Regions from separate parts of the Mus musculus genome. Here regions 1 and 3 are each linked to region 2. A link is a loop called in an ENCODE intact Hi-C map of the cell type or tissue named here. Cell type or tissue: left cerebral cortex. All regions are shown on one strand.

The links. A loop is a pair of places that touch in the nucleus more often than their neighbours do. Peaks named below come from ENCODE experiments on the same cell type or tissue, not always from the same donor. Only the 100,000 strongest peaks of a DNase experiment are listed, where the experiment ranks them.
Region 1: it touches region 2 in a loop (3-fold over the local background); 5 of 42 quality-filtered maps call a loop at or near these places.
Region 3: a loop joins it to region 2, with 2.5 times the contacts of the local background. A loop is called at or near these places in 4 of 42 quality-filtered maps.

What each region holds. Positions count from the first base shown.
Region 1 is chr19:12,408,482-12,416,481 of GRCm38, forward strand. No RefSeq gene overlaps it. Among named protein-coding and RNA genes, the nearest start is that of Olfr1441, 9.8 kb to the right of the region's middle. In left cerebral cortex, a CTCF peak has its summit at 4,686 (motif pointing left); DNase peaks (open chromatin) are centred at 3,960, 4,363, 4,592, 5,451 and 2 more places.
Region 2 is chr19:12,007,742-12,015,741 of GRCm38, forward strand. n-TFgaa2 (a tRNA gene) reads left to right here and starts at 804; the gene lies at 804-876. It overlaps n-TKctt30 (a tRNA gene), which reads right to left and starts at 2,027; the gene lies at 1,955-2,027. It overlaps n-TLtaa4 (a tRNA gene), which reads right to left and starts at 3,427; the gene lies at 3,345-3,427. It overlaps n-TRtct1 (a tRNA gene), which reads right to left and starts at 3,932; the gene lies at 3,847-3,932. It also overlaps n-TVtac1, n-TVtac2 and Gm31151. In left cerebral cortex, CTCF peaks have their summits at 101 (motif pointing left) and 4,754 (motif pointing left); DNase peaks (open chromatin) are centred at 87, 1,000, 1,510, 1,974 and 6 more places; H3K4me3 peaks cover 3,775 bases; H3K27ac peaks cover 3,065 bases.
Region 3 is chr19:12,097,501-12,105,500 of GRCm38, forward strand. It overlaps Olfr1427 (olfactory receptor 1427), which reads right to left and starts at 2,137. Exons shown (of 1, transcript NM_146679.1): 1 at 1,202-2,137. The coding sequence starts at 2,137. The coding sequence ends at 1,202. In left cerebral cortex, no CTCF peak of the experiment used is centred here; DNase peaks (open chromatin) are centred at 3,770, 7,230 and 7,538; H3K27ac peaks cover 1,396 bases.

The DNA.
Region 1 (8,000 bases), 400 kb after region 2:
AAAGAAAAGAAGAAATGGAAAAAAAGAAAGGGAAGGCAAGGGAGAGGAAGGGAAGGAGGAAGAAAAAGAGAAAAACGAGGAAGCAAGGAGGAAAGAAGGAAGGGAAAGAAAAGAGGAAGTGAGGGAACAAAGGGGAGAAGAGATAAAGAGAAGGTGAAAGAAGATTGAACCTGTATCATCAGATCAAAGGTGATATTTGGCCAGGTGTCATCCTGGCGTGAGTATCCTTAGAGTTATGGTAATGAAGAGAAGAAAAAGAAATAATCCACAGAAACAATAGATTTAAGCAAAGTTTAAAATCATGTAAAAACTAAACTTTAAATTACCAAATAAGAAACGTCTCTTCATCATCACAAGACACAAGAGTCAACCATTTAGAAAAGTATACAATATACAAGCTACATGTTCTGTGTGACCTGTGGGGCTCTGCAGTCTCAGACCTCAAACTTCAGTAAAGCAGTTGACTGTTCAAAACTATGAGGTTTGTAACATTGCCCCCTCTCACCTATTGCTCTGTGACACAGTCTTTATGTATTAGCCACTATATAATCATATTATGTCACAGATCTGAGCCAAATGAATTGGAGCAGCCCTTTCTTTAGAAGTAGAAATGATAAAGTTAACATAGTTTCCCTGGAAATACTCAATTTATATGAGTTTAAAACATAACTTGACTTGTACCAATTTGGTTTATTTATGGGCTAGTTGGAATAGACACATGGCTCTTAAAAGAACAAAAATAGCCAATAAACATAAAGCACTATGTAAAACAGAACACGGTTTTCCATACAACCTATGTCTCTGACACAATAAGCCATCAGAATGTGAAATCCTCTCAACCTACATCAGAGAAGATTTTTGTGCAGTGGACTGTGGATAATAGAGAACGTTACATCTGACCAAAGTACAGGGAACAAGTGTCTGCCAAATATTCAGTCATAAATTGGACACCTCTGTTGCACCATCTTACCCAAGACTCAGAGACTACCAAGGAAGAGAGAGGTTTATAAGAGCCAGAGATTGAGGAAGAAAGTGTCTTCTGGATATAACAAGGACTGCATATCTCGGGAACTCACAGTGCCTGTGGCTACCTGCACATGACCCACACAAGATCGAGCTAGTCATCACGTCAGCATGAAGCAGGGAAAGCCACGTGAGCCCCACTCATAGCTGAGGAGCTACTGACAGTTGATGGCTGCTAGGGGAAGGAGGCTCAGTTTTTTTAAGGGTGTGGTCCTGGCCAGTTGACCAAGTTCCAGGGGATGGCTCCATAGTCATGTCTTTATGTGCAGCATGCCTTCATTGGATTCTGTGGGTTATATGAAAACAAGAAGGCATGAAATTGAGCGAAACACATAGGAGGCATTCAGACGAAGTGGGGGGCAGAAACTGGAGAGGGGAAAGAAGAGAAGAGAAAGGAAAGAGGGGAGATGGGTAAGGGAATATGGTCAAATATGTTGAATGCATGTATAATATTCTCAAAAATTAATTTTAAAAAATTAATCTGAATTCCTGTTAAGCTCTTATTAACCAGCAGAGAAAGGATCATCCCAAGACTCTGCACTCACAAACAGCATAGAGAAGGGTGTGAGGGTTTATTTGTGGATAATGCTAAGTTCTAAGTCTAATGTTCTAGCTAATACTATGCTGAACTTTATGTGTGTAAGCCTTTGAAGTTTATATCCACACAGTGTTTTCGCAACATGTGCAGGTGAGACAGTAAAGGCTCAGCTCACACTTGGTGAAGATGACCCAGCAAGTCAGCTGCAGATAGTGGGCAGATATGGATGTGCACTAGTATCACCCAAGCAGGGATGATGTTAACATTCCTATTAAACCCATGCAAAGAGCATTCTAGTCTTCTAACTACTTGCTACTTCAAGTGACACTGTCCCCCAAATGTCTTGGGGTGTATTTCTGGGACACTATATAGTGTCAACCTGCCAGGGATCACACCCCTAAAGAAAACTGAGCCTCCTTCCCCTAGCAGCCATCAACTGTCAGTAGCTCCTCAGCTATGAGTGGGGCTCACGTGGCTCTCCCTACTTCATGCTGACGTGATGACTAGCTTGATCTTGTGTGGGTCATGTGCAGGTAGCCACAGGCACTGTGAGTTCCTGAAATATGCAGTCCTTGTCATGCCCAGAAGATACTGTTTCTTCCTCTGGCTCTTACAATCTTACCACTCCCTCTTCCTTGATGGTCTCTGAGTCTTGGGCAAGATGGTGCAACATAGATGTCCCATTTATGACTGAACATTAGGCAGACACTTGTTCCCTGTACTTTGGTCAGCTGTAACATTCTCTATTATCCACAGTCCGCTGCACAAAGTACCCCTCTGAAGCATCTCTTCTTCTCCTTTATTTCTAAATAAGTATCAAAACTCTGGCTATAAAAGTCCTCCTTGAACTAAGCCATAACCATTAATCAAGTGGCTTCAATCTTTGACTTTCCTAACTCTGCAAAGTGAAATACAAGTGGTCCCCTTTCCTATCTCTGAAGATACAAAAAAAGGTGGTATCATTCTTGCAGTTGGTATTAAAACACCTCAAAATATGTCCTATCCTGTTGAGGAAGAACATCAGGGCAGAGAGTGCCTCTCAGCTTCAGACCTCTAGAATTGATTAGTGCAGCTTTGTTGTTTAAGACTGCAAAAGCACGCTAGCTTACTATGAAGCAATAGATAGTGGACAACATATTTCACATTTGGTGATTCTTCTCAGCAAACAACTCCCTCCAAAGTCTGCAGCTACTCTCTAAAGCTATTGTATTTTTAAAAGCCCCTTTGTAGAATAAAAATCAACACAAAATGGATCAAAGTCATGAAAATTTGAAACTATTAGTGGGAAGAATTTCAAGATATAGGTATAGACAAGAACTTTCTGGAAATGATTTGATTTACACAGTAAATAACACCCAAATGTGACAAATGGGAATTATGTGAATTAAAAATTCACTTACGTTCATAGCAGTTTTATTCATAATAGCCAGAAACTGGAAACAACCTAGAGATCCCTCAACTGACAAAGAGATAAAGAGAATGTGTAGCTGTACTACAAACCCACAGACCCAAAATAACCAGGTAATGAGTTCCCACGGGGAGGATGTATGACTATCATTCAGAAGGTAACACTAAATAGTCACCTAGTTGATGGAGAGAAGAAACTGTGTAGGAGATGGGGTGAGGAGGGGATGGGGATGGTGTTCAGATGTAGGGAGAGAAGGGAGAGAAGAGAACTGGGAGGAAGAATGGAAATAGATGATATCCACCAAGTTTACTGGATGATTTCCAGCACCCCTGGGATTAGCTGGAGGTCTGGAATGGGAGAGTATATGAAAAGTCTATGGGGGATGACTCTACAAGAGGGGGACATAGAGATGAAAGTGTCCACCTCCCATACTCAGGCAGGACTTCCAGAGGAGGAAACAGGACATCAATCCACCCACAAAAAACCTTCAACTCAAAATTTGTCTTGCCTACAAGATGTGCAGGGATGAAGATGGAACAGAGTCTGAGGGAACAGTCCACTAATAAAAGGGTATTTGATCCTTCTTAGAAGGAAGAACAAAATACCCATGGAAGGAGTTACAGAGACAAAGTGTGAAGCAGAGACTGAAGGAATGACCATCCAGAGACTGCCCCACGTGGGGATCCATCCTATATACAGTCACCAAACCCAGACACTTTTGTAGATGCCAACAAGTGCTAACTGACAGAAGCCTGATATAGCTGTCTCCTGAGAGGCTTCACCAGTGCCTGAAAAATACAGAGGTGGATCCTCGCAGCCTACCATTGGACTGAGCATAGGGTCCCCAATGAAGGAACTAGAGAAAAGACCCAAGGAGCTGAAGGGGCTTGCAGCCCCATAGAAGGAACAACAATATGAACTAACCAGTATCCCCCAGAGTTCCCAGGGACTAAATCACCAGCCAAAGAGTATACATGGAGTGACTCATGGCTCCAGCTGCATGTAGCAGAGGATGGCCTAGTTGGTCATCAATGGGAGGAGAAGCCCTTGGTCCTGTGAAGGTTCTATGCCCCATTGTAGGGGAATGCCAGGTCCAGGAAGCAGGTGTGAGTGGGTTGGTGAACAGGGGGGGGGGTAATAGGGGGTTTTTGGAGGGGAAAGCAGGAAAGGGGACAACATTTGAAATGTAAATAAAGTAAATATCTAATAAAAAAGAAAAAAGAAAAAGAAAAAGGGTATTCTGGCAGATAAACATCTTGGCATTTGAATTTTAAGCAGCAACAAGTTTCCCATTATAGTAAATCTGAGATGGTCCTCCCTGGCACATCTTGCATCTGAGATGTTGCAATTTTCTGATGGTGGAGGCAGAGATTAAGGCAGTGAATGTACAGCCAGGGAATTCTGAGACGTATCAGTCTGGAGACACTGGGTTTGTTTTTCTGGTCCCTTCCCATCCTACCTGAAAGTATTCTCCATCATAGAGGATATTCAATCATAGAGGGCTAAGATATGCACAATCAAATGAAACAGTTTCAGAGAGGAAAGTCAGCTTACAAATATTTCTTTCATGGCAGGCTTTGAAATTCGGTTTTGAAGAGAGGAAAAGAAGTCACCCTTGGCCAACTTAGTCATGTGGTTACTTCAAAGCTGATCCCCAAGCACACTGATGATCAGTATGAGAAGGATGCCATCTTCAGGTTACAATAAAGGATGTAGGGAACACAGAGAAAAACTGTTTTGATGGTTGCTGTTGTTTTCCCTCTCTTTCTCTCTGTCCCATCCAGTAGAAAAAAAAAATTCATGGTTAATTTTGGGGGGCTGGTGACTTGGCTCAGTAAGTATAAGCACTTGCTTACAAGCATGAAGACATGAGTTCTGATCCTAGCACCCCTGTATATAAGCTAGGTGTGGCCACATGGCTACACAGTGCTGTAGATGGTAGAGACAGCAGAAGGGCTAGCTCGGTATTGCTACATAAATGATTAGGTCAGAGAGAAACCCTGTGTCAAGGGAACTATGTGGAGAATGATAGAGAATAACATCTTAATATAAAGTCTCTGTACACACAAACCTACATACACAACACACACATGCAACACACACACACAAGGCAATGACTCACTTTGCATTTTCAGTGCTAATTAATGACTCTATAAAATAAGCAGATGCTTGAAGAATATAACCATCATTTCTCCTTTCCCCTGCTAGTCTTCTCAAACCATTCATCTCCATGCCAACACAAATGTCTTCCATTTGCCTGGATCTTTATGGCTTTCTATAGACAAAGCCTTTCTCACCATCTGGGCTACAGCTGGCCAAGCCTCTCCACAGACATCCATCAATGCCTTCTTTGAATTGTAGCTGCCACTTCTTAAAATTGAACCCCTCTAGCAAGACATCACTGTTAAAGTCAAGCAAGTTGTAGGCAGTTGTACTTTTCTGGAGACACATCATGTTCTGCTCTATTTTAAGGGACAACTCAATGTTGCAATGCCAAGTGAGCACTGGATGCTCTATTTCCAGTAGCCACATGCTTGCTGTGTTCCCAGTCTCCAAAAGACTCCTTAAAGAAAAGTTCATCAGTCTCTGGGATGGCTCAGCTGGTAATGTGCCCATTGCAGAAGTATGAAGACCTGAGTTTAGATTCCCCAGCACTCAGGTAGAAAGTGAACAAGGTCACAGGAGAGACAGGAAAATTGCCAGGGCTCCCTGGCTAATGAACTTAGCCAACCAGTGATCTCTGGGTTTGAGCCCTGTCTCAAGTGATAAGGTGGTGGAAAATAGTGGAAGACTCTCAACCTCTGGTCTCTACACATATGTGTACATTCACCTTCCCACACACATACACTACATACTCACATGCATTATTCTATAAACAAAAATAAAAGTTGCAGATGGGCTGTGAGTGGATCGTCCCTTTCCATTGTGGCTTTCCAGAAGAGGCGCTTTGCTTCCCTCCACTGTGAGCAGAGATCAAAGGATCAGAGTCTAAATGGAGAACAGATAATAACACCATGTGTGGTGCCACAGATGCCTGGCAGATGTGGTTTACCACTCTTTGCTTGGTTTTCCCACAATTGCTTACAGCACTGTTCTAGGCCTGAAAAGATCTCAGGGGCTTTTCTCACCCTTCCCCTGGATCCAGAAAAAGAGATAGATGAATTTTTATGTTATTTTTTGCAAGCTGAGATAGGCAAGGCTCTGAAGAAAAATGTAAGAGCCTCTGGACATCTCCTTTGGCTGTTCCAGGTCCTTGTCTGATTCTGAGTTCTGGTCTTGCTGGTGCCTGTTCTCTGACTGCCATCTTCTTACATATCCAGTCATAGGAAATCTGGCTCTGCCAGTGCCAGGGTATGACCTAATGTGCAGTCTGGGATAATCCTTGCCTAAAAGCTTCTCTGTGACCCCTGCTTTTTTCTCCAAGTTTGCTTGGTTTTGACAATCTGCACATATTACCAACTGCACTTACTTCTCCTTTTTTAAAAAAAAAAAACATATGTGTATATGTGTCTGCCAAGTGCATATAGATGCCTGCAAAGGCCAGAAGAAGGCATTATCTTCTCTGGAGTTGGAGTTACTGGTTGTTGTGAGCTTCCTGAAGTGGATGTGGGAAATCAAACTGTGGTCTTCTGGATGAGCAGCAAGCACTCTCAACTACTAAGACATGGCTGTAGCCCTTCCATTTTCTTCTCTTCTTGCTAAACTTACCTGTAGTACTTAGCTTTACTCAAATATCACCTGAACCCATTGCTGTACCCCTGTTTGAGACTGCTGTAGCTCTGCTCTTGAGTCTATCAACACTAGTTGTGAAGACCACAGCTTCCTGCCTTCTTGGCACATCTGTTCACATTGACCTCTGATTTCTTAAAGCATCAGTGAATACTGAGGGCTCAGTGGATGTTTTGGGGCTATTCACAAGCAACAGACAAATGAACTTCTTTAGTAAAGAGCAAGACAGGGGGTGGGAGGAGGTATGGGATGTGGAACAGTTGGAGGATGGAGCAGGGAATAAAATCTGTAGTGAATAAATAAATAAATAAATAAATAAATAAATAAATAACAGGGAGGATAAACACCACTTATAAAATCATGGCAGTTTGTAAACAATCAAATTTAAAAATTTATGGACCTCCTCAAACAACTGCCTGGGGGTAAATGGCATGAGAAAAGATTTCCTTGACAATGGTTCAAATAAGAAAGAAAAAAAGCAGAGGAAGAGACAGAGAGATAGAGACAGAGGGAGAGACAAAGGGAGAGAGAGACAGAAGGAGAGGGAGAGAGACAGAGGAAGAGGGAAAGGGAGAGGGAGAGGGAGGGAGAGAGAGAGAGAGAGTTTTTCTGAAGGGGGAAGAAAGGGAGACAGAAAGGAACTGTAAACACTACAGTCTCCAACACACCCATGCATATTTCAGTCTGCAGTAAGACCAGAAATTTGTTTTGGTTTTGTTGTGGTTTTGTTTTCTCTAGAAAAGGTTTAATTACATAGAAGTTATCACTTAACCATAATCATCTATTCTTTAATGTCAAGCTTGAGAGAGTCCCCAAAAATGTAGGCAGAGGGCCAAGAGCTGGGAATTTGTTTGGCTGTATGGTACAAGATACTGGCACAAGGGAGGGAAAGCTGGTGGGGCTGTGGGGGAGAAGCAAAGTTACAACAGTCTTTTCCCATCTTCATAGAAGTGGAAGAGCTGCCACAGTGTCCTGTGGGCTTACACAGTGCCCACTTACTTCTCTTCTACTATGCTCCTCCCTGCAGCATACAAACACACTCACATCTTTAAAGCTAGATTTCAAAGACAAAACACATGCACGAGGGAAATCCTGCTCTGGTCAAAAGTCTACATTTCTTTTAAAAGCCCCACTTGTGGATTTTTTAAAGCTATTTTTTTGTTGTCATTTATCTTTTTATAGGGTACTGCAAGGTAGAGGATCAAGCCTGGCCTTTTGATAGTGGAAGGATTTTGTTGCAGTCTCTGCTCTGCCAAGAGATGCTTATGTGACTATAGGCAAGCAACTTCTACAAAATTCCAT
Region 2 (8,000 bases):
AACGGGACCTAGCATGAAAGCCTTGCGAAAGACCCAACAAGCAGCTGAAAGAATCAGATGCAAATATTTGCACCCAACCAATGGACAGAAGCTGCTGCCCCCCTGTGGTTGAATCAGGAGAAAGATGGACGAAGCTGAGGAGGAGGGCGACCCGGTAGGAGGACCAGCAGTTTCAATAAACCTGGACCCCTGAGATCTCTCAGATACTGGACCACCAACCAGGCAGCATATACCAGCTGATATGAGGCCTCCACCACATATACAGTAGAGGACTGCTGGGTCTGGGCTTAGTCAGAGAAGATGCACCTAACCCTCAGGAGACTGGAGGCCCCAGGGAGTTTAGAGGTCTGGTGGGGTGGAGGTGGGGGTGGCGGGGGTGGGGGTGAGGACATCCTCATGGAGACAGGGGAGCGGGGAGGAGGTATGGGAAGTGGGCCGGGAAAAGAATAAAATCTGGAGTTTAAAATTAAAAAAAGAAAAAAAAAAAGAAAAAGAATTATGAGCAAGTCGACCTTCCAGCACACGTTGAGGGATGAATGGGACCGTGAGACCAAGCTATACACACTAGGTACTCTTTGGGACCCTGGATAAGGGTAGAGAAAGGGTAGAAACTAAACGAAGGTAACCCAGGACACACCTTGACCTGACAGGAATTAATTTTGTTACTGTTCTTAAAATTGCAGAACTAAAAATAGTACACCTTTAAAAATAAAATTAAAAATTCAAAAATTGGAGGTGAAGTGACCTGAATTTTTTTTAACTTTAAATTTGCTTTAGAGTGGGGACGGGGGCTTATTATCTGTGCTGAAATAGCTCAGTTGGGAGAGCGTTAGACTGAAGATCTAAAGGTCCCTGGTTCGATCCCGGGTTTCAGCAAAGTTTTATTTTGTTATTTCTGTCTTTTGTTATTTCCTTCCCAGTACAATAGCCATCCTTGTGAAGACACAAAGATTCTCTTTGGAAAGAGAGGCAAAGAAACATAGGATCCTAGCTGGGATACATGGCTCAAAATCTTACACGGTGGAAGCTGACACGTCGACAGAGTATTATGGCAAACCAAAAACCGATTGCATCAAAGTTCACCCCAGGGAACCAATGAACTTATTAGGGTTATTTAGAGATCTTGGATGAGGGTTATGGGCAGGAGCATGGGTGACCCCCAAAGCAGTCGCATTGCTTGGAACCCAGCCTGGCTCCTCAATGGCCCTGTAATGTGGAGCCCGTTCCACTAATCTCTTCCAGCTGTATGCTCTATCTTCTTTCTGAAGTCATTCGCAGAGTTGTATATAACCGATGGGGTGGGGTGATTGGAAATTCAAAGATCCCTGCCTCCTTTTCTAGGAGAACAACAGTCAGCAAGTTCAGCTGTGATGAGATATAGTTGAACTCACGAAGATGGTGGCAACTTGGCTCGGGAGATATGCCCATACAACACATGCCTGCTGCACCAGCTGACCTCTTGGGTCTGTTCCCCCAATCGCCACCTTATGTTGTCCCTTTGCTAAGCTTTCAAGTTTCAATGACAGGTTTGAAGCTAGTCCTGGAAGTATTTGCCTACACAGCCAAGTCTCTTGCTAAGTCGGGGCCCATCAGAGAGCACAGGAAATCTGGCTAAGAACGTAGTCCTAAGTGGAGACTATACATTCTGTGTCTTCATTTGAAATACAGATTTAGTAGCCTAGTTCCCAAGCTTCGCCTTTAATAAGAGGCATCAGGAGACATTCTTCGAGACTACTGATGTACAGTGTTTTCTGGTTGTATACCTACAGATGTTTTGAATACAAAAATCTCACACAATGTCATGTAACAACCACTTTCCAAGCAAAACCCAGCCGCATGACGTCTGTACTCATTCTTATAAATTGCCCCCTTCAAATAAGGGTAGGTTGGGTCTATATTGAAGGTCTTTCACTTATTTAGTCATACCGGAAATACAGGAGCCTAAAACAACTTCCGCCCGAACAGGGACTTGAACCCTGGACCCTCAGATTAAAAGTCTGATGCTCTACCGACTGAGCTATCCGGGCTCTTAGCGAGTCCTTTCTTCAAAGTCTATCCACAGTTAAAATTAGGCCTAGAGTCCTAATTCTTTCCAAGTAGTTGAAAACCTTTAGTCTTTACTACTAAAAAAAAAAAAAAAAAAAAAAAAATCACGATAAGCAGTTATGGTGAAATCAAGTATATCTTTCTCCTCTCTCATCATATGTAGCCTATAAAGATTACAGTTACTGGAGGTTTCTATTTTGTGCATTTCACGAGAGGAACGCCCCATATTTTGTACCCTATGGTCAGGCCTCCTGAGCTGTTGGAGACATTTTTTTTTTTTTTTTTTTTTTTCTGATTCCGGGTTTTTTGTTTGTTTGGCACGCTAGAGCGCCTTGTGGGTGTATAGCTTGAACTGAGGTTTGCATTCGACATTTCTTGAGCGTACACTGAGTTCAGGATCTCGGCAAGCTTGTGAGGCTTGGTCCTGTGTAGGGTCGAACCGACCGCCTTCCCTAGCCCCCAGTCGCGCTCTGAGGGACGATCGCAGGTATTAGATAACCGCAAACGAGTTAGGCACTTCTTACAAAGAACTTATGGGACCCTAAACATCTGCTGTCGAGTTCAATTGAGAATGCTAACACCGTGACTCCTGGAGAGGGGCTGCCTGGCCAGGCGGTCAGTTTCAGAGGAATCAGGAGCCTCATGCGTGTTGCCCTTCGAACCTCTGGACTGACCGCCACGCCCAGTGGGAGAGAGTGTGATTCACAAAGGATGTGGAGTCCGCGCAGGGTGAAGCAGAGCGGGCAGATCCGTGCCGGCTGTCCCCAGCGCAGACCAGAGTGTCAGGCTCCAGGGCAACGAGGCCACTCTTGCTACCTGTAGAGACGCAACCCGAGCTGCATTCCGTTTAGCCGCTCCCCATCCTACTTTCGAATGCCCCGTGGTTTGCCCAAGTCTGGATTGATCCTAACAGATGGCCCGCAGAGATGTTTGGTTAGCCGCTGAAGGGTTGGGGGGGATATTCAGTCTGCCCTGTCTTTGTGCTCACCGCAGCCTATCTAAAACACCTTCAGATGATTGAGCGTCCTGTTTATTTTTCTGCAGTTTCTCTCTTCTGTCACACCTTACAGTTAAAGACCCTGTTTTTTATTTTTTCCTTTTAAAATATTTTCCTTATACATTTTAATTTTTAAACTCGCCGCACGCCAGTTTTCTAGCTTTCAGAAAGACACTCGGCATGTGGCTGGGTCTGGAACGTAAAGCTGTTGTGTCGTGTTTTTCTCTACCTCGTGTCCTCGGCTCTTTGTTTGGGTCCTAACGTCATAGGTGCTAGGAGAATATAAAAGGAAAAACACATTTACCAGAAGTGGGGTTCGAACCCACGCGGATATAAATCCATTGGATCTTAAGTCCAACGCCTTAACCACTCGGCCATTCTGGTACCTGAAAGAGCTAGATTTTATTTACCAGCAACTGGAGCAATACTGCAAGATTTAAAAGTTTTCAAAGAACCGTAAAATAATATTTTTTACTCATATAAAACAAAACAATGAAAAACAAAGTCACAGGGGAGGGAGGTTCGTAACCCTGATTATACCTCGCTCATTACTTCATTTCCGCATACAATAGCAATGTGATTGACGCTGGAAAGTGACTGAGAAAGCTCGCTGGTGGTAGTACCAAGATTACTGATTCTTCTATGGTGACGGACACTTGAAACGACGGCGATAACTTTCCTTTTTTATTTTAATGGGCATGTCAGGCAGGATGTTTTAATACTCATGGACTTCGGTACACTTTTCCTTCTTCCTAACTCCGGTCTTTTGTTCTTGCGTTATAACTCTCTTATTAAAATAAAAGCGACTCTGGTGGGACTCGAACCCACAACCTTTGAATGCCTCCATTTGTCTAGAAGTCCAATGCGCTATCCATTGCGCCACAGAGCCAGGTGTGTTTCTGTCTCCGTACTGTCTACATCAGAGCAGGAGCGTCGACTCGGGGGGACGAGCTCTCTCTTCCTCCATTAACCGTGGAGTGTGCAGCCGGAAGCGAGCAGCCGGGAGCGAGCGGAGCGGCGCCACTAGAAACCCCAGGTCCTGTTGGAAGTTCTCTGCGCAAGGTACAAAAACATCTTGATTCCAAGTCCCAGCGTCACCACAGTTCTACATGTAGTTAGTTGATATGGCATGCGACTCCTCCGCCCGGTTCCATAGTGTAGCGGTTATCACGTCTGCTTTACACGCAGAAGGTCCTGGGTTCGAGCCCCAGTGGAACCACGTGGTGTGCTAGTTAATTTTTTTCAGGTAGTTATTGCTGTAGCCTGTCTAGGTTATCTAATTTTGTTTCTGACGCATCTAAACGGTACTTTGAAGTCTCCTTTTGAAAGCACCCGTTTGTTTTCGGCGTTTAGAAAAATCTGTGTTTATTTTGAAATACTTCTTTAAGGGCAGATTACAAACTTTTCGTTGTTACCAGACTAGTTTTTAATCAAAGTTTTCTATTTTCATTATCCAATCTGAGAAGACCATTGTGGCACGTGGTTCCATAGTGTAGCGGTTATCACGTCTGCTTTACACGCAGAAGGTCCTGGGTTCGAGCCCCAGTGGAACCAGTGTAACTTTTCTTTCGTTATTAAAGCTATTTCAGTGTAATTCCCCCCCCCCCCTCCCCTCCCCGGAGAATTTGGATTTTGTGCGCGAGCTATTGCCGGTCCGCTGCCGGTGTGACTGCCCCCTTGTGGCCTCTTCTGGGATGTGCCGGTGAGGGGATTGTGTCTCCTGGTGCCTGCGTGGCTTTCAAATAGTAGGTCTTGGGTGTCTGATTCGCCTTGGGCCACTTTTAAAAGTTGCTTCCATTGCCTGATGAAGCACGCCTACAATCTCTGCTTTAAAATAATTAAAAAGTTGCTACTATCAGTGCTGATTAATTACAAGCCTCATATTGATCTTATTGATATACAAGTACATATTGAGAAATTATTGTCAGGCGCAAGGGAAGAGATTAAAAATCCTCCCTTTCATTTTTAATAGTCAGAAGTTTCTTTTGTGACTCCTAGAAGTATCTCATTATTGTTCTTCACAAGTGCGTCCCCTTACGGTGCACTTAGTAGCAGAAATTTCACATGGACCGAAGATTTAAACATTAGAAGTGTTTTGTTACGTGGTCATCAGGAACAAACAGCACAATTTTTAGAGCGTAATTTCAAAATAAGAACAGATTTTTCCAAGCAGAAAATTTAAAAGCCGGTAAATGATAACTAAAAGGATGGCGAATTTAACGGCGTAAAAACTTTCAATTTCTGTATTGGCACTGAATATCAGAAGACAAATAACAAAGTTGGGAAACGTGTTTGCAAAGCCTGTTCTCCCTGGGGTGGGGAGGGTCTCCGTGGTGGGATTGGGGTGGGGAGGGTCTCCGTGGCGGGGCTGGGGTGGGGAGGGTCTCCGTGGCGGGGCTGGGGTGGGGAGGGTCTCCGTGGCGGGGCTGGGGTGGGGAGGGTCTCCGTGGCGGGGCTGGGGTGGGGAGGGTCTCCGTGCTGGGATTGGGGTGGGGAGGGTCTTAGTGCAGTTCACGCAGGCAATCGCCTACTTTGGTAAAACTGCAGCGTTCGTGAGTGAGTGCGCAGTGACTGTCACGTGCAGAAGCCTACATCATGTGTTCTTCCTGCTTCCTCTTCAGAGAAGGTCCCTGAACCCTTGGGGTGGGTGGACAGATGAATCACAACCAGCCACGTATCTCAGCACTTGGCTGGTCAGCTTCTCTGAGTGTATGGCCGGGGCAGAGTTCCTAGCTAGAGTCTGGGTGTGACCCTTGAGGGAGTTACCTATGTGTCCTGTCCCTGTTTTCCTCTCTGCAAACGTGGGGGATAACCTCTTGTATGATTCTCAGGAGGGTTTGGTGAACTGACTCTCCACCGAGTCAGCAGACTTAACATCTTTGCTAATACTCTGGCAGGCACACTTGACACAGTTTGAGGACTATTTTGGTCTGTTTTCCCTTGTAGACATTTTTTTGGAAACTGCTAACTGCCAAATATGTCAGATATAGGTGCGGTGGGCTCATTTCTTTGGATTCTCTTTCTTCTTTATACTTACACTTTTTCTTTCCTTTTCATGAAATCTCTCTCTCTCTCTCTCTCTCTCTCTCTCTCTCTCTCTCTCTCTCTCTCTCACACACACACACACACACACACACAGATTTACGCATATATATATATATATAAATACAACACTGAGTATGTTTGCTGTTGTTTGTATACCATTTTGGGAGTGACTGCTTTGTCACTGGATAAGCAAATACAGGGAGCCTCTTTCTCTTTTTCTCAGTAGTCATAAGCAGCCTGTAGTTTTTCTGTCTAGGGCTAGAACCCCATCAGATTTTTCCTACCTGAGACTAGTAAGATCTTAGATTTTAGAGGGGAATCTAACGATACCATTTTACTAGGCCAGCATAATTCCTAACCAATTCTAAACACCTGTCTCTATAACCATAGAGTTTTCACCCTTGTCAAAGATGCTTCTCTTTGCAGCAGATGGAGACCCTTACAGAAAACCACAACTGGTCAAATACAGTAATTAACCGTAGGGACCCCAGCCCCAGTGGATACGGCTCCAACACAGCTCTCACACCTGAAGTTCAAGGAACATCAAAGAACAGGAGAGAGAAATCTTGTAAAGGTCAAAGGACCAGGAAGTCTGCTGGGAGATTGCCTCTCCTAGGCAGGACAGGAAAGCCTTGATACCTCCACAATATGTCTCTCTACACAAGACAATGAACAATGACAATGTCAGGTAACATTGTCTTTCCTTTACGTGTGTTTCTGTGTCCCAACTACCCTTTTGATAAGAGAACCAATTATAATGGGTCAGAGTGCATTTTAGTGACTACACCTTAACTTGGACACCTTTCTAAAGGCCCTCTTTTTCAATAAAATCTCAATTTGGGGTTCAGTTGTGATTTCAACATACGACTTTGGGGTGGACATAATCCAAATCAGCATAAACTGTCCAAAATGAGCATCAGAGTCGTCTTCTGGAGAAACTCCGTAGCTTGGCTACAAACACATTGATCTTTTTTCTTTATTTGCATCACCCAGACCATTGCCAGAGCTGTAAGCACTTTTGTAAGCAGCAGATTCATTGAGCACTTCTCATTCCTGGAAGGCGTCTGCTATCTCATGCTTGGACTTGAGTAGTGCCTCCATATCTGGTCTTGTCCTACTTCATTCAATACTTGACAAACAACCAGAATAACTTCTCAAAATGTAGGCGTCACACAGTTCTTCATCTCCCACCCCCTGAAAGCACCCTTAGACTTGGTCCCCACGGCCACCATATATTTTTGCTTTGCTTTTGTTCTTTTCTGGTTGCAGTTTTAATGCATCCCTAAAGTCCACGTGTTTGAAAATCGGTTCCTAGTGCAATAGCACTTCCTATATGGGGGTCTACTGGGAGATGCTTAGGCCATAAGTGAACACAGTAATATTGGTTATAAAGGGGTTTGAAACAGCTAGTCATGACACCAGATGGGACACCTGGATCTTGGGCATCCCAGTCTGTACAATACGAGCCCAATACATTTTTGTTCACTGTAAATTATCTAAGGCTGAGGCATCCTGTCACAATGGCACAGAGTGAACTCTAATGATTGATTTCGATCATCAGTTTGATGGGATTTAGAATCATCATGGAAACACCTGTATGAGGGAACTAATTGAGGGTGTTAATAACAGGTTAATTGAGGGGAGAGAATACACCTAGCTGGGGTCCCAAGCTGAATAAAAAGGAGAAAGTCAGCCAAGCGCTGACATCAACCACTCTCTGTGTCCCGACTTCAGATGCATCGTGGCTGCTCTCCTCAGGCTCCCGCCACCATGCCTGCCCTACCAGATGGAAATCTACTCTTGCACTGCAAACCAAAACGGACCATTCCTTCCTCAAACTGTCCTCGCCAGGCACCTTGTTAGCACAAAGTAACGAATGCACAAACTAACGTACCGGGCACTACGATCTTCA
Region 3 (8,000 bases), 90 kb after region 2:
CCTTTATTTCAGGAGGACGTAGGAAATGATTTTGCTCTTCTGTATAGGATTACTGGGAGTTTAGTCTCCAGAGCTCTCTGTACTCACACAGAGAGATCGGAAGTTGAAATGAAGATGTTTCTGCAAATACTACTTGTCCCTGTTGTAATCACAATATTGTGTACACAGGTTCTAACAAAGTTTGTGAATTTTTTTTTTTTTGATACCCATAATCCTGAGAGGCTGTGAGTTTGAAGACAGCTTGGGTCCTGTAGCAAGTTCTAGGCCACCCTGCACTACAAATGATACCCAGTGTCAAAAAAAAAAAACAATCAACCCCAATCCTCAAAATTGGAAAAGGATAAGACTGATTTGAGTTTGGAATCAATTTTTACATGTCTTTGTTTCTCTCATCCTGGATTCAAGTGAGATTTACTATGAATAAATGGACAGGGTTCTATATAGACATTGAAACTATAAAGGGGAATTAGATGTGTTAATTTGACAACTTTATTGTATTTTAACATACCACAGTAAAGGAAGCTGCAAAACAGTATACATAACCATAACAAAAATATTTATTTATTGTGTCAGATATAAATTTTTATTTTTCAAACACTCAAATCAATTATGTACAAGTTGGATGTTAAGTGTAAGGCAACTAGTTTAAGATTCTTGCTCTTTATTTATTTATATATAAAGGTTTTACAAAGGCAGACTGTAAGTCAAGTGCACAGTTACTTTTGACAGAGTCATAGAGAATGCACAACAGCAGGGAATCTTTTAAAACCATTTATAACAAGCATTTGTTGATTTAAAAAGAAAGGAAGAAATCACTAACTGTTCAATTCATAGAAGACCCCCAAGTCATAGAATAATGGCTAATAAATGGAGATATAGGTGCTAGAGACCTATAATTTTGAGACAGATGACTCTGATGACCCTTGTATGTCTCAAAATCAAAACCCCGTTCTACAGACCATTGATAGGCAACTCAGGTGCTTCTATTATAGTTCATGTTTATTCTTTGCTTTCTGTTAGTCTCTCTTCAAAGGTTATATTCTTCTTGCTTAACTTTCTACTGATGTCTATGTTTACAAACAATTTTATGTATCATATTCTTCATATGCACATCATATTACTATAGTTAATTATTCATACCTGAGTCCCAACATGAAAAGACTCAATTAGATGTTTCCCTTTTCCACAGTAAGTAATGAAGCTATTCTACCTCAGAAAGTATGAGTCTTTTCCGGAGTCTCTTCATGGCTGATTTCATCTCCTGGTTCCTGAGGGTGTAGATCATTGGGTTCAGGACAGGAACAATTATATTTAGGGTGATTGAGACAGCTCTGTCCATGGGGAGGGCAGTGAAGGGCCTGGCATAGACATAGATGCAGGGCACAAAGTGCAGGGTGACCACAGTGATGTGGGAGGTGCAGGTGGAGATGGCTTTCTTCCTGCCCTCTCCTGTGTGTGACCTCAGCATTGTCAAGATGACTGTGTAGGATACAAGGAGAAGAACAAACCATAGCGTAGTGATCAGGCCATTGTTTGAGATCATCAGGAGCTCGAGAACAAAGGTGTCAGTGCAGGCGAGTTTGAGGACCTGTGGGACATCACAGTAAAAACTATCAACAACATTGGGTCCACAGAAAGGAAGTGGGAGCAAGAGGAAGATCTGCACAATTGAGTGGACAAAGCCTCCAACCCAGGAGGCTGCGATGAGGGCTGTGCACCGCCCTCTACTCATGATGGTCACATAGTGCAGAGGCCTGAAGATGGCCATGTATCGATCAAATGCCATCACAGAGAGAGAAAAAATGTCTGCCCCACCAAGCAGATGGAAGAAAAAGATCTGAGTGAAGCAGCCATTGAAAGAGATGGTCTTTCTTCTTGAGAGAAGGTCCACTAAGACCTTTGGAACAGTAATGGAGGAGAAGCAAATGTCCAACACAGAGAGGTTTCGAAGCAGGAAGTACATGGGCGTGTGGAGGCGGGACTCCCAGGTCACAGTGACCATGATGGTGACATTTACCAACACCGTTGTTATATAAACAATAGATAAAAAGAAAAATAAGAGTAAGCTCAGTTCTTGAGACTGGGTAAGGCCACAAAAAATAAATTCAGTCACCTTAGTGTGATTTCCCAGCTCCATTGAATGTTACTTCCTCCTCTGACTACACCTTTGAAGGAAATACTAGTATTATTGAAGCAATAAAGTACGATTTGCATCCCATAGAGACAGAACATGCACAGGTATGTAATTGTAGCATGTTCTTTAGGAACTTGCTGTTATCTAGGAAAAGCACTTGATCACTTGAACAGCTCTATTAGTAGCACAACTTGTTCTTTAGACTAGGCCACTTGTTCTCATATTGTACTTAGTGGGGACTTGTGAATTCTGCTACAACTTACCTCTAGAAACTCTAGAGAGCCTTATGAGCCAAACTTCTAGGCTACATTTAGCTCTGAAAATCCAAATAGCCAAATTTTACTACATTTGGTTTCTAAACTTTAAAAGCCACTAAGGGTTCAATGAGTCGGCTCAGCATGTAAAGGCATATTCTGCCAAGTCTGAAGACCTGAGTTCATTTCTCAGAACTTACATGGTGGAAGGAGAGAACAAACTCTTACAAGTTGCTCTCTGACTTCCATACCTTGCCAGTGTCATGTATGTACTCTCATATATGTGTGCTCTGTCTGTCTGTCTGTCTTGCAGCCACTGAAATGAATTGCCACTCTCTAATAACATAATATGGATCCACATGGATAGAGGTTATTATTTTTGGAACCACCACAGGTTTAAATAGTGTTTCTTAATATCATTCTGAGGCTCAAGGGATAGATTTTATTATCTCACTTTGGTGATACCAAATTCAGCACAATGAAAGAAAATAAAAACTCCAAGGTAATATAGAAAGTCAGTGGCAAAGTAGAAATAGGACAAATTTCTCCCTGATCTTCATCCCTCAGTCTTTTACTACTTCCCACCTCCTATTAATTTCAGGACTCACAAATCTAAAACTGATTTATGTAAGGAACTCCTTCCTAACTTTTCCCAAGCACTTCCAAGGGTGAATTTTACCATTCTTGTCTCCTGTCACAATGGAATTTGAGTCCATCACCTGTCTTTCACCTCTTACATGCTACGTCACACAAATGATACCATTTACGTTTAATTTTTCATTTTATAGATTCTCACAGTTTGGGGGTAAATGATGGCATTTAAACAACAACAATAAAAAGATGACAAAGAATGTCAGTAGAGACAGTTTCATTCATATATTAAGTAGATCCGATTCTTTAATTGCATGATTTTTTTCCTGAAGAAACCCTTAAGGTCAGTGTCTTAGTTTAGGTTCCTATTGCTCTAAGGAGACTCTATGACCAAGGCAACTCTTATAAAGGATGCCAATTGATTGGGGCTGGCTTACTGGTTCTGAAGTTCAGTCCATTATCATTATGGCAGGAAGCATAGCAGCATCCAGGCAGGCATGGCTCTGGTGAATTCTATGGGTTCTCATGGTTCTATGGTTTTGTTGGTAGACAATCAGGAAAAAGATTGGCATCCTCTGCAGGCTGCCAGGAGGAGGGTATTAAAGTCCACCCCTACAGTGACACATTTTCTCCAACAAGGCCATACCTTCTAATAGTTCCGTTCCCTGGGTGAAACATATTGAAACCACCACAGTCAGGATTTGGAGAGATGACTTGGAGACTAAGAGCATTTGCTGCATTGCAGAGGACCCAAGTTTAGTTTCTAGTATCTAGGACAGACAGCTCACAACTCCCAGTAACTCCAGCTCCAGAGATCTGATGTCCTGTTCTGGACTCTCCAAGCACCTGCACTCATGTGAGCACAGACTGCCTCCACATATACACAGAGTTAAAAAAAATAAAGTGAAATCTTGCAAAAGAAACCTTTAAGATCAGACATCTTTCTTTGTCTGGCAGGACTGAAGCTTCTCACTCAGACCTCTACCACACTGCTCTGCTAAAGTATGAGTAGTTCTCTTGTCTGAAGGACAATGCTCCCTTTTTCTCAGAACCCCCAAACCTATTATCACTGGAGTAATGTTGACAATTGGTAAGGTAAATTTCCTTCTTTTCCCTTCCAGTGAAGAAATATCAAATAATGTCTGTTCAAGTTTGAATTTATAATTTCTGGCATTCACTCTACCATAGGTGGACATAATGACAGCTACCACATATTCCTTGATAGCTTGTCTATTCTTTTATTATGATTGAGAGGAATTTTCCTTTGCTGTATTTTCTCAGATCAGTTGGGACTGACCAGGTCAGTCAGGACTATTCTAGCTTTAAAGATAAAGTATAGAAAGACAATAATTCTTGATATGCAGAAAGTCACTTAACAAGTGAGCTGTAAAGTTATCTTTGACTTTCAATTCCTCAACAATGTCCAAGGAGGAGGCCCTCAATGGTGACAACAGGACAAACATTTACTAAGAGTGGAGAGATATATTTACACTTAGCATCTGAATTTGATGTAATTACCTGCCACCATCATACAGATATATAGTTTCTGGCCAGTGTCCAGTTAAGAAGCATGCTTAGGCAAGCTTTGGAAACCAATGACCTTGAAAAATTACGTAGATAAACAACTTGTGTTTACCTGTCTTATCTCTCCAGTCATTGAACCTAGGTCCTCAAGCACTCAAGTCAAGTACTCTACCATTGAGCTGCAGGCCCGGTCTTTAAGAAACGTATTTTGCTCATTTTTCTGTCTTGGTATCAAAGACAAAAGATAAAGATGTTTTCTCCTGATGCAGATTGCAAAGTAGTTTTCTGATCTCGAGAAAACCATGTTTTACTGGGCTTCTTGATTATATTAATTACAGGACAAAGTTAAGGACTTAAAAACAGGACATAACTGGTTTGGAATTCTGTTTCTTCCTCCTTCTTGTTCTTACTTGGAATGAATCCTTTAGGTTCTTCCAGTTTCCTTTGTAAATCTGGGAAAGCATAACATTTACTTCATGAAGCTGTGTAAAGAATAAATATGGTAATGTTTGTAAAGTCTCCAGGAGGCCATAGGCTCCCAATTAACTTGGATCTTTCCTTTTTTTTTCCCCATTTTTTATAACATATAATCCTCTTTTCCTAACAAGGAAGGATAAAGACACTGGCGAAATGTAAAATGCTTCTCTCTCTTTGAGCCAACTTGTTCTTTTTGTTTGAACAGATTTGTGGGAACTGGTCAAATGGAACAAAAGTTTGGTTGCTGGATCTTTGTGCTTCAGAATATTTCTGTTTATGGATTAAGTCAAGGAGACTCAGTCAGCCATGGGCAAAGTATGCATATAAATTTGCCTCTGAAATGTTCCCAGTTTTAAAAGAGAATTTGGGGGTCTTGAAAGGAGGCAATTATTTTGTAGAGAAAGGTTTCATGATCCCAAAGGATCATCCTAAATCCTAAACTGGAACTAAACATGCCTTTTTTTTCCAACTAATTGTTTCCCTAGGAAATCCTTCCTTCTCTTTTCTATGCTGAGCCCGTGTCTGTTGCTCCTTCTCCTGAAGGCACGCCTGACTTCTTAGTTATTTCTGCAGCACCTTAACTACATTATTCACAATTGTTATTCTGCACAACCTATGGTATGTCACACTCTGACAGTTCAGTGACCTTACCTAAATTCTTCAGTGTCCAACCATGAATGCACACCATTAAAACCTCAATGTAGATGGTAGAGAGAAACATTGTGTTCATAAGTGAAGGCCTTATGAAGATTTGCCATGGCTGGCTTCAATGTTATCTCTTTAGCCTTCACCTTGGAAGGACAGATCTTGGGAGTCACATCTTTGTGACTTCCCTTCCTATCCCAATATTGCCATGGGCACTGTTTTATGAATCTCAAACTTAATATGAAAATTAGCAAAGGGAATTTGCATGTGAGCATTGAAATAGAATGGACATTCTTCTGAGTACCATGGTCCCAGCGGGAGTTATTAGAGACTTTCTAATTAAGTACTCGCAAATCACTCATGTGGACCCATGTAAAAGTGTTCACATTTCTTTACTCTCCAAATTATTTTTTATTGTTTGTTCTTTGATAATTTCACACATGCATTCTGATTACTCTTATACCCACTACTTCTAGTCTCCCTTTTACCCTTCTCAACTCTCCTTCCTTTCTACTACCCCCATTTACCATAATGATATGTTTCACTGTGTTTTGCGATCCACTGAGTTTAACCAGGGTTATCTGTGTAAGCACAAGTGTGGGATTATCCAGTGGAAGCTGATGGACTCCCTGTTAGGTATACAACTGAAGACAATAACTGCCCATGCTGCAGAATCCATCACTAGCCAATAGTTCAGAAGGGATAGGTAGGGTTCCATGAGGCTTTCCTCAATCTATGACTATTTGATTACAGGTCCAGTCTTGTGCAGGACTAGTGCAGACAGCTCTATCTCCTATAGGGTCATGATTGGAATGGCTGTGTCGTGCCAAGAGGATAGTACTTCATATCCTTTCTCCAGACCCTCTGGTGTTTATGTTGTCCTTCTTATTTTTCCATGATGTCCTATGAGCTTTTGAGAGGGAAGGTAATATAAATGTTCTATTCAGGGCAGAGCACTCAACTGTCACTTATCCTCAGTACCTTGAACAGACATTAAGTCTCTGCACTTAGTACAATTTGTGGCAAAAGGAAGCTTCTCTATGGCTGGGTGTAGTATTTGTCTATGTGTATAATTGTAAATATTTAGAAGACAGTTTCAATGTCAATAGGATTATGAGACTCTAGCCCCGTCAAGCCCTGGATTTTTGACAAAGTTTACGTACCAGGCTTGATTTCTTTCCTTTGGAGTGGACTATGTAGAAGAATGATAAATCTGTAGTTTTGGGGGTTGCCAGTGGCTTTCCAAGAACAGTTGGTTACCCACCACAACAGTTGTACTGCTATTGCACTGGGGGGAGGTCATTTTTCCTGGTGCTTAGTATCGTAGTTCATAGAGTTCAAAGTTGAGTAAGTCTGTTGATCACTCCCCCCCACCCTCAGCAACTTGTGTACCACCATTTTGTCAACATGAAAACTAGAGACTGTGGAGAACTACACAGCTCAATTCCTGCCTGATTTTTTAAAATATCTTATAACAAAAGTGTAAAATGTCTTTAGCAATATAATCTTATCATCTAGTAGACTATGAAGAAGAATGATAAATCTGTACTATTTATTTTTGGAGGGTGGGCAGTGGCTCTCTGAGAAACAGATTCTAAGGAGGTATACCACCTGGCACTGAATTTTTTTTTTATAACACATAGCTTCCAGAAGCACCATTATCTAGCCATAAACGATATTTCCCTTTTCCCTTTTTAAACTAACATATTTTAATTTGCTTATGAAGTAGTAAGAATCCATATGGCTTGTCCTAGTTTCATTTTTCTTCCTGTTATAAAACATCCCAACCAAAAGCAACTTAATGGAGGGAAGGGTTTGTTCAGCTAATGATTCTAGGTCACTGTCCATCACTGAGAAAGTCAAGGTAGAGTCTTGATAGCAGGCCAACTTGTTATTCCATGTAGCAATACCTTTAATAACAGAATGTACTTCACAGTCAAAGTATAGCAGTAGCTGTGTAATACTTTGTTTGCTGGCTAGCATGCTTATCTTCAGATAGCTTTTTCTTTTTTCTTTTTCTTTTTGGCTTCAGGGCAACCTGCCTAAGGAATGGTTCTGCTCACAATGGGCTGGAGTCTCTTATATCAGTTAGCAGTCAAGATACTCTCCAATAAACATGTACATAGGCCAATTTGTTTATAACAGCTTCTCAATTTCTAAGCTGTTTCTAAGCATTTCTAAGTTGTTTCAAGTTGTTAAAACTAATCAGGACAGCTGTTTTTAAAATTCTTCAAAGACTGTGGAAGGCACAAAACTATGCATCCTTCTGTTCTTTGACTTTTTGAGAAAGATTTGTCTATTAGAATCTAATGTCATAGGACCACTCATTTCTTATGGGGACAAAGGCACAATTTATTTGCGGGGAATGGGAAGCA